2 separate regions of the Homo sapiens genome follow, and region 1 is linked to region 2. Evidence: chromatin loops called from intact Hi-C (ENCODE). Cell type or tissue: right lobe of liver. All regions are shown on one strand. Links, peaks and the distances in the headings refer to the core of each region. The heading gives the core; the rest is flanking DNA.

Region 1 (5,370 bases), core at 266-5,265, 300 kb before region 2:
GAGGTGGGTGGATCACCTAAGGTGGGAAGTTTGAGACCAGCCTGACCAACATGGAGAAACCCCGTCTCTACTAAAAATACAAAATTAGCTGGGTGTGGTGGCACGCACCTGTAATCCCAGCTACTTGGGAGGCTGAGGCAGGAGAATCACTTCAACCTGGGAAGCGGAGGTTGTGGTGAGCCGAGATTGCATCATTGCACTCCAGCCTGGGCAACAAGAGCAAAACTCCGTCTCAAAAAAAAAAAAAAAAAAAGAAAGAAAGAAAAAGAAAACACAGCATGTGTGAGGGTTTAAAAATGTGGGGCAGGCTCAAGGGAGGCTTCCAGGAGGGATACCTGCACCTGGACTGGACACTGAGTGAGATGGGCGTGGGGGCAGGTCCTGTGAGGACACACCCTGCACCCATGTCACAGAGTGGAATGTTAATCAGGACTAGACTTAAAATGCAATGAAAATGTTAACTCAATCAAACCTTATTTGGGGCTTTCGGTTGATGCTACTGTTGTTAGAAATATCCTGATCAAGGATCACAGAAAAGGAGGACCAAATTCCTAAGCCTGGCTCTGCAGGGGACAGGGAAGGGAGAAAGGGAGGGAGGGCTGTTAAAGGTTCAGCCTTTCAAAACCATCTATGGGTGGGCATGAAGTTTGTGGGCTATTGGCCAGTCCTCAATTAACAGGTTGAAGTTATGGATGAGCTCAGAAAGAGTAGGGTCAATCCTATCAGTCCTTCGTACCTTAGTGTGAACTGCTTTCATCTCTTAGCTAAAATTAGCTGCCCAGATATTTTGGTTTTGGAAAGTAGGAATAGAGAGGAAATTTTGAAAAAGAGGTCATTTGAGAGCACCTGAGAAGCACTCCTAAATGAGGAGATGTCAAATAGCTAGGGACAATATGAGGCCAAAGGAGGAGGGGTTCTGAAAGTGAGGGCACAAGGCAAACAAACGTGTCCACAGCTCAGGTGGCCAGCTGGGGACCACAAAGACCGCCATTTGCCAGGGCTGACCTCGGTCATTTCCTATGAGCTTCCATACTTCTGTTTTAGAGGTCTAGAGTTAATGGTTGGGGGATTGCAGGTGGTTGTATAATGCATTGTAGTTGTTGGTTACATGACTGTCCTCTGAGCTCCACTGGGAGCTCTTTGCAGAAAAGGGCTCAGATTAAATGCGTATCTCAAAGCACACACTCTGCTGAAAGGGAGCGGCACATCCATCATTTTCTGTAATCCCCACAAAGCTTTATGCTATAGGTGTCATCTCTACCTTGGAAATTAGGTTCCAGGGGGCTGAGTAATCCCCAAGGTTCCTCAGTGTAGAGGCGGTAGTGCTAGGGTTCAAACCGGTTCTCCTGCATCTGAGCCCAGTGCTCCTTGCCCACGCCTCTGCTCCCTGGATCTTCACTGAGAGCCTGCGGCAGGAAAGCTCTGTTCCTCTGCTGAGTGAACGCTGGCTCCTTCCACAATCACTCAGGCTTTGAGGGTAGGCTGGCTGTGAGACTTTGAAGAAGCCTAAGTTTAAAATAAATGTTTAATGTTTTTTCCCCGAATTCTGAAATTGCTTTTGCAGAACCTAAAGGAACCAATCTTCCTTGCTGTTGTGTACAACTGCTCTTCAGCTCACTGTAAAACCAGGCAGAGGGAGGACTTCCAGGAACGCGTCTCCTTCTAGCTCTCCGCTTTGGCTCAGTAATTTCAGTAGCCATCATGACAAATGCATCATTTATGCAGAACATTTGGGGGCTTCAAATTTCTAAACTGTTATCCTAATAAAAGCACACCATCAGTTGTTTAACCTGCTTTCAGAGGAATGCAGTTCGTCTCAGGATGACACACGCACGCAAGCACAAACATGCTTCCTGATGAAGTGCAGAGTGGCTGGCAAACTTGAAGCCCTGGGAAAATCTTAGGAAAAGCACTGAACTTTTCATATGTTTAAATATGGTGGAAATGCCCACCTACAGTTCGTTGCTCTTTTTAAGGTTTTTAGCAAGGAGCAGGCAAATCAGGAGGCCTGGCCCTCCTTCTCTCACTAACTCATCCCTGTTGGGAGATACTTCCCCAGTGGCCTCCGGAACCTTGTGAAGGGAACGTACAATTCTGCAGAGCAGGTTCCATCAGAAGATAATTCCCTTCCTTGGCTTGAAACCCTACAAGCTGGGGCTTTGTGGCTCTTTGCAGCTGGCTGTGGGCTGGGTAACAGCAGAGGCCCCACCTGTTTCATTTGAGTTTCACTCAAAAGGCTTGCCCAGGTCATTCTTACAAAAAGGGAGGATAAATAGGTCTTCATCAAACGCTCACATGCAAGAGATGCCTACAGAGAGGCGGGAGGGCCTGGCTGCCAAAGCCACTCTCACATGCTGCACGGACAGGAGGAAACTCCTCAGAACAGCTGCTAAGTCACCCTTGGGACACAAACAGCAGCTGACTGGTAGTGCCACCTCTAGGTGGCTTCTCCCTGCCCAAATGGTACTAGCACCATTCCCACGGCCTCCTTATCAGCCCTAGGGAGTGAGTCCCAGAAGCTGTAGGGCCACACAGGGGCCACAACTCTCTAGGGCCAGGGATCCCTGCCCCTAACAAATGGTAACCCCCTCCCCACACTCCTCCCATCACTCCTGCTTCCTACCCCAAAAATTTTGAAAAGAAAAAGAGGAAACTTGCCTAGCTTATAAATAAGTCAAGACTTTTCAATGGCTGCCCTGATTCTGCCAATCAACTTTTAAATATTAGAACAGAGGGGTAGCCAGGAGTGGAAAGGATTGACAATGTTCAGCTTATAATGGGCACAGCAGTCTAAGCATAATCACCACAGGCTGGAAACAACCCTGCGTCCATCACCAATGGAGAGAGAAACACAGTGTTGTCTACCCATGCAGTGGAATATGGCTCAGCAACAAACAGGAACAACTATCAATGTGCACAGTACCATTCAGGAATCCAGGGATGAGACTGACACGGCGGACCACAGGCCTCCTTCATATAACCTTCCAGAATAGGCAAAACCATGCTATGGGGATAGATATTAACGCAGCGGTTGCCTAAGGGGTGGGCTGACTGGAGAATTCACTAGGGTGAAGGAAATACCTTAATTTAGGGGGTGGTTGATGGGCATATATACAAGTCAAAACCTACTAAGCTATACACTTAACATCTGTCCATTTTACTATGTGGTCATTATGCCTCCACTTTAAAAAATCTGTGAAAGCTGGGTACAGTGGCTCACCCCTGTAATCCCAGCACTTTGGGAGGCCGAGGCGATGGATCACCTGGGGTCAGGAGTTCGAGACCAGCCTGACCAACATGGTGAAACCCCATCTCTACTAAAAATACAAAATTAGCCAGGTGTGGTGGTGCATGCCTGTAATCCCAGCTACCTGGGAGGCTGAGGCAGGAGAATCACTTGAACCCGGGATGCGGAGATTGCAGTGAGCTGAGATCACGCCACTGTACTCCACCCTGGGCGACAGAGCGAAACTCTGTAAATAAATAAATAAATAAATAAAGAGCTGGGTGCGGTGGCTTATGCCTGCAATCCTAGCACTTTGGGAGGGCGGGTGGATCACAAGGTCAGGAGATCGAGACCAGCCTGGCCAACATGGTGAAATCCCATATCTACTAAAAATACAAAAATAAGCGGGGCATGGTGGTACCCGCCTGTAGTCCCAGCTACTCAGGAGGCTGAGGCAGGAGAATCGCTTGAATCTGGGAGGTGGAGGTTGCAGCAAGCAGAGATCGCGCCACTGCACTCCAGCCTGGGCAACAGAGCAAGACTCCATCTCAAAAAAAAAAAAATCTGTGAAATTATTTAAAATGGGTCCAAAGACAGGGCAGAAATATCTGATGGATTGCGAGGAGCATCAATTTTTTGTTCCTCCAACAGCACAAGGTCAGGCAGCAGAACGGAGGAGACGCGAGGGGTGTGGCCAATCCACCAACGGAATAACCGCAATGCCTGGATCAACCTCCAGGAGAGGGGGCATTTGATCGTATCCTCCCTTGTGCTTAGGAAATAGATCTCTAGGCCAAGAACTCAGAAAAGAGATGTGAAAGTTTCCCACAGATGCTATGTCAAGGCCTGAGGTTCTTAGCAGGTGTGCTTATGGGCTGCCTGTCAGTTCCAAACAGGAGTCTGACTGTCACTATATCAAAGGCAAGAAAAACAGCCCCAACCCATCCACACTGCTCCATAGAAACCTGGGCGGAGAACCCAGGCAACAAGGGTGCTGGAAGCGGCTGCTGGGAGTGAAGGACCCATGCTGGAAGTCCCCTACCCAGAGGGGCAGTGTGCAGGGGCTGGGATTCAGGCTGCTGGGGTCCAAATCTCAGCTCCAGCAGGTGGCTTAGCTTAGCTATAAGCCACAGAGAAGCCAACTTCTCAGGGGGCTGTCAGGATTCAGCCACGGCATCTGTAAAACACTCAGCCCAGCCAACCTGCAGCAATGAACTCTTCCTCCCCTCCCTTCCCTCTCCCTTCCTCATCTCTTCCTCCTGTTTCTCCCCACTTCCCCTCTCTTCCACCATCCCTGCTCCCCTTCCCCTCTCCGTCTCCCTTTTCCCCCTTTCCTTTCCCTCCTCCTCCCCTATGATGGGGACCCACACTCCCACCCCTGTTCCCAGCTACCTCTCCTGCAGTGGTGGGACCTGCCCTTCCCTCTAGTACCTGCAGCCTTCTGTCACCACCTGGATTGTGAACACGGCAGCCAACTCCTATGGAAGTTCTGGCAGCTGCCCTCACTTGCACATCTGATTTACAACAGACAGACTGGACGGAAAGCCCACTTACTGCAGAAGTGACATGAGAACACACTCAGCCCATGCTCCAGAGATGCGACTGCCTCCCTTCTCCCTGAAGGGACCCTGGGCAGGTTGAAGTGTGTCCACCCTGCCCCTAACAAGATATGCTGGAATCCAAACCCCAGAACCTCAAAATGTGACCCTGTTTGGAAATAGGGTTTTTACAGAGATGATTAAAGTTAAAGTAAGGTCTCTAGGGCGGGCCCTAATCCAAGGTGACTGGTGTCCTTACAAGGAGAGATGAGGACACAGACACACACAGAGGGAGGACCACGTGGGGACAGAGGGAGAAGACGCCATCTGCAAGCCAAGGAGAGAGAACTCAGGAGAAACTGACCCTGCCCACACCTGGATCTAGGACCTCCAACTTCCAAACCTGTAACAGAATACATTTCTGTGGTATTTGTTACACAGCCCAGCAAGCTAATACAGCGTGAGAATGAAGCCAGGGCAGAGGATGACCTAGAAGAGAACTAGAAAGAACTGGAGATTGCAGCCCGTCCTGTCTCTGGACTTCCAGAAATGTCATCTATACTTTTTTTTTTTGAGACGGAGTCTCAATCTGGAGTGCAATGGTGT
Region 2 (5,370 bases), core at 296-5,295:
TAAAAAAAAAAAAAGAAGAAAAAACATTTAGCTGTAGCAAGCCTCTAATTGTAGGGACCACTGGTTTAAGGAGATCTTCTTGCTAAGCCTGTAGCCTGTGCCCCGTTTCAACCACGGACAGCAGATATTTACATGGGAGTTGACCTCCCAGGTCAGTTTTCACAAGACGATGGTATAGACCATGAACTTGTACCTTCAGGCAAAAGGCTGCATTGAGATTCATTGCTACGGGACCAGGGAGCCTGACTTGTAACAAAATCCACTGATAACTTGCCATGTGCCTTCGGCCAGAGCACTAGCAAGCATGGCGTGTCTCAGTGTGGAATGCTGGCTCCTCAGGAGGCACGAGCAGGTAGGAAAGCATGCAGACTGCAGCTGGGGAAGGCTCTGCTACTTATGCCTGGAGAGCAGGTTACTTCTTGCTCAGTTTCTTCATCTGTACAATGGAAATAAAGGTATCCATTCCAAAGGCCATTGTGCAGACTAACTTGAGATGATGTATGTAAAGAATCTAGCAAATACTGAGGGCTCAATAAAGAGTCCTGAGTGATCTATCATGATCATTCAGTGCCCTTTTATTAATTGCCTAACTGGGCTACCCCTATTTAGTAAAAATAAGGTTGACATTATACAGAAGCCAGATTAATGAAAAACAGTGTTCTATTTCCAGGCCCCCTAAACCTAAATAATCAGATTTTGTGGCTGAAATTGATGAGTCCAAACAGCCGTATCAAGGCTGAGGTCCGCATTTCCTCACAGCTATTATGATCATTGTTAGTAATGTCCTCAGATCTGTTATGATGTAAATAAAAAAGAACGGAAGAAAATGCTGTCATTCAAGAAAAATTATAGCATCTGAGCCTCTCTTCAAACATACAGTGTGAATGTCTTAGAAGTCAGCTTAGTATCTATAGCAAGAATCTTTGACCAATGTAGCCATTTTAATCACATACATGACTGATTCCATGAAATAGTTGACTTTCAAGCTATTTTTTTACACTCATATTTTTCCAAATGAAAGCAGCCCTGCTCTTCCATGGAAACTGACATTGGCACAATTCTGTTAACTAAATGAAAGACCTCCTTCACTTGAATTTCAACAGTCTTTCCACCAACGTTCCTCTTTTCCGTGGGGGCCCCAATCCAGGATCTCTTGCTGCAATGAGTTGCTCTGTCTTGGTCTTCTGCGACCTCTGACAGTTCCTCCATCGTTCCTTGTCCCTCATGACCGTAGCACTCTTAGAGAGGACTGAGCTATTTTAGCAAATGTCCCTCGATTTGGGTTTGTTGGCAGTTTCAGAGTGATTCGATTGAGGTGATGCATTTTTGGCAGGAACCCTACACAGTGACGCTGCATGAGACCTGGAGTGGCATATGGGGGTGGGGCTGAGGCTGACAGGTCCTGCTGCTGCTGAGGCTGCTGTGGAGTGCCTGGTGAGGAGGCTTCTGCCAGCTGTTTCCACAGCGAAGTTACCACCTTTCCCTTTGTAGTTAATTGAAGGAGGATGCCTTGCAGCTATGCAAATCCTGTTTCTCCTCAGTTTCACTCACAAATCTTTGCATCTATCAATCAATGGATCTTTTTTGCAACAATTACCAATGTGTCTGTTTGCCTGATGGCAATTTTTCTGTTTTTTAGATGCAGCTATGTTTTCATAGCCCCACAAACGTCACAACCCCTCACTTCAATAACTCTATTCCTTTTCTCAGCAGACACGCGGTCTCAGCCGTGAAAGCATTCATACTCTAGCCTTCCTCCCTTTCACCTCCTCTCTCCCACTGTATTTCCCATGTACTCCAGCAACGGAACAAAACCCAAAGCAGTGCCCTTGTATTAACTGGCTAGCTGGGCTACCCCTACATAGTGAAACTAAGGTTGAGATTGGCCAGAAGCCAGATTAATGAAAAATAAAATTGTGATTCATTTCCAGGCCTCTTAAACCTGAATGGTCAGATTTTGTGGCTGAGATTGATGAGTCCAAGTTGCCAGATCGAAGCTGAGGTTTGCATTTCCTTTTACATTGCACAGCTGCAGCCATGAGGCAGAACGCTCTAAATTCTTGCTTTCTTACATTTGATAAGCATTGGGACAAAGAATGATTAAGGCTGTACTGGTTGGAAGCACTGCCAAGGGATGCAGTCCATCCTGACTGTCCTCACCGTGGCCCCAGGATGTGGAAACAGTCGCCGCGCCTGCTAGCGCCGGGCGCCATCTAGTGGAGCTCCTGACAACTAAACGATCCTAGAAAAGCCAAGGTACTCAGCACCTGCAGGTCCCCATCCCCAGCCTACATCATGAGAGCAGAGACAGTCAGTGCCTGTTCCCCATGGCACCACCTCCCTACACGTATGTCAGTGGCATAAGAAATGGAGGAGGAGGGTGGATGTGGGCTCTCGGCCGGGAATGAATGGAATTAACCAGGACAGCAGTGGACAGGCAGGTTTGCACGAAGGACCCTGCAGGGCCACAGTCCATGCAACGGCTGGCCAGTCCCCTGCAGGAGGCTGAGGCTCTGGAGTGGAGGTGACAACATCAAAAGGCTAGCGTGGGCTAGGCTCTGAATGCCCAGAATGACCAAGAACTTGGGCTTGATGGTGAGAGTGAGCTTTTAAGACAGTTAATAAGCCTCAGAGGTCAGAGCTTTGGGATGACTGGCTCAGTCCTCGGGTTCATATCCTGGAGAAAGGGGGACGCATGAGAGAAAGCCGTGTGGACAGTCTCAGGTGATGCCAGGACTCTCTGGACCCCGCGCCTCAGCCTGGGGAGCCACAGATCCAGAAACATGCCAAATATGGGACCAAGACTGAGAACATGGTGTGCCTATGTGTGAGCCATTTTCTCAAAGGGATGTTGGGGCTATTTATTGTCAATAGTAATTTCATTAAAAAACACTCCTGAAGGGAGGTATCTGCCATGGTGTGCGTGGGTGTACCGCCTCGCCACCGGCAGGCACAACTGCTCTAGATTAAGAAGCTCCCTTAGACACAGTGAGGGGCGAGCTAGACCGGGAACAGAGATCGGAAGGTCTGGGGGGTTCAGAGAAAGAAAACCAGACTCGGTGACCGGCAGAGAAGAGGAAGAGGAGGAAACACTCAGAGCACTTGAGACCCTCGGCTCTGCAAGGCTGCAAGAGGCCATACCGCCTGCCGCCTCCTGCAGCAACACCTCCGGGCCCCCAGACTTTGCACTGAGACTGTTAGCCACTGGCTGGTGCAGACTCCATGGTTACGCAGCCCCAGATGTTAGAACGTGTTCTGTGCTGAGCCAAAGTCGCCCACAGTTACTTCTACCCACAGGCCTAGTGCCAGCCCCCACCTGACCCCTTCCCATGGCAGCCCGCCAACATCTGAAGGTGGCATCCCCTTCCTCCTAGCTGCTCTTCCACATTTCCTCCCATTCTTCTGACCCCTGCCCACCAGACACTCTTCTCTGGATGTAATAATTCATCTTGCTGCATCCCGGGGACAGTCTTGACTTGCATAAGGAGGCCAGGACCCCTGCCTTCCTAGACCTGGACACTGCACCCCCATCACACACGGAAGGCCACAGACAGCCGTGGCTGAAACCTGTCCTCAGCCCTTGCAAAAAGGCAAAGAAAACATACTTTCAATGGCAACATGAGACTCTACGTTTCTCCCTGTTAAATTTCGTCTCACTATGCTCGCCCCTTAGGGTCCACGTGGGCCATGTGTTCATACACATCGCTGATAGAGACGGGAGGCCAGGGCAGGCTGAAGCATGTGCCGGGCACTGTGCCTCAGGAGCTTCTCCATCAGAGGTGGCTCCAGGCCTCTAATCTATCCCTCTCACTCGGGGGCCAGCACCTCCCATAAGGCAAGGCACTAAGAGGACTCTGCTGCTCCTTGATCTCTGGGTTGCCCAAACAGAGCAAAACAAACCAAAACAGAGACACTGGTGCTAGGACTCTCCCCACTCAGACTAAAGAACCAGGCTTCCCCATGCTCTGCACTACAAAATGCAAAACCCAGAGCAATAGACAATTAGGACTCCAGAGCCCTCTGTGAGCCCTCTGAGATGAGGATCCATAGACACCCAGCCAGGAAAAAGGACCCAGTCATCCTCACTCTCCCATAAAGGTTCTGGAGACCCAGTGCCAGCTAAAAAGGGGCTCCTGTACTCACTGCTCTTGTCTAAAGGCACATAGGAAGGTATCTTAGGGAGATATCAAAAGCAGCATACCACCCAAAGTGATCTACAAATTCATCGCAATCCCCATCAAAATACAAATGACATTCTTCACAGGAATAGAAAAAAAAATCAATCCTAGGCCGGGCGCAGTGGCTAATACCTATAATCCCAGCACTTTGGGAGGCTAAGGCAGATGGATTGCTTGAGCTCAGGAGTTTCAGACCAGCTTGGGAAACATGGCAAAACCTCATCTCTACAAAAAATACAAAAACTAGCCTGGCATGATGGGATACGCCTGTAGTCCCAGCTACTTGGGAGGCTGAGGCAGGAGGATCACTTGAGCTGTAACTGCACCACCGCACTCCAGCCTGGGCAACAGAGGGAGACCCTGTCTCAAAACAAAACAAAACCAACAAACAAAACAACAACAACAAAAATGAGCAAAACAATCCTAAAATGTATATGGAACCAAAAAAGATGCCAAATAGCCAAAGCAATCTTGAGCAAAGCCAGAGGCATCACACTACACAATTTCAAAATATACGACAGAGCTACAGTAAACAAAACAGCATGGTACTGGCATAAAAAGACACATAGACCAATGGAACAGAATAGAGAACACAGAAATAAATCGATATACTTACAGCCAACTGATTTTTGACAAAGGTGCCAAGAACACACAACGGAAACCACCAAAGTGTCTAGCTACCAATGAATGAGTAAAGGAAATGTGGTACATATGCACAACGGAATACTATTCAGCCATTAAAAAGAATGAAATGCTGTCATTTGTGGCAACATGAATGAGCCTGCAGGCATTACGTTAAGTGAAATAAGCTAGGCACAGAAAGACAAATGTCACAAGATCTCACCCATATTTGGAACCTAGAGAAGGGGAGATCATAGAAGCAGCAAGTAGAACAGTGGTTACCAGAGGCTGGGGAGGGGCCAGCGGTGGACAGGGAAAGGCTGGTCAGTGAGCACGAAGTGACAGTGGGAGGAATAAGCTCTGCTGTACTACTGCACAGTAAGGTGACAAGGGTTAACAGTACTGCCTTGTGTATTTCAAAATAGCTGGAAGAGAGGATTTTGAATGTTCTCACCACAAAGAAAAGATGAATGTTTGAGATAATGGAAATGCTAAATACTCTGATTTGATTTTTACACAATATACACATGTATCAAAACATCACACTTTACCCCATAAATATGTACAATAA

Evidence for each region. Peaks named below come from ENCODE experiments on the same cell type or tissue, not always from the same donor. Only the 100,000 strongest peaks of a DNase experiment are listed, where the experiment ranks them.
Region 1: it touches region 2 in a loop (3-fold over the local background); 4 of 110 quality-filtered maps call a loop at or near these places.

Annotation. Positions count from the first base shown.
Region 1 is chr6:3,430,833-3,436,202 of GRCh38, forward strand. All of the region lies in intron 1 of SLC22A23 (solute carrier family 22 member 23), which reads right to left. Among named protein-coding and RNA genes, the nearest start is that of SLC22A23, 24 kb to the right of the region's middle. RefSeq lists enhancers at 2,116-2,255, 2,316-2,395. In right lobe of liver, for the core only: a CTCF peak has its summit at 2,432; no DNase peak of the experiment used is centred there.
Region 2 is chr6:3,730,515-3,735,884 of GRCh38, forward strand. All of the region lies in intron 3 of PXDC1 (PX domain containing 1), which reads right to left. Among named protein-coding and RNA genes, the nearest start is that of PXDC1, 19 kb to the right of the region's middle. RefSeq lists a silencer at 1,841-2,135. In right lobe of liver, for the core only: a CTCF peak has its summit at 2,214 (motif pointing left); a DNase peak (open chromatin) is centred at 2,207; H3K27ac peaks cover 2,398 bases.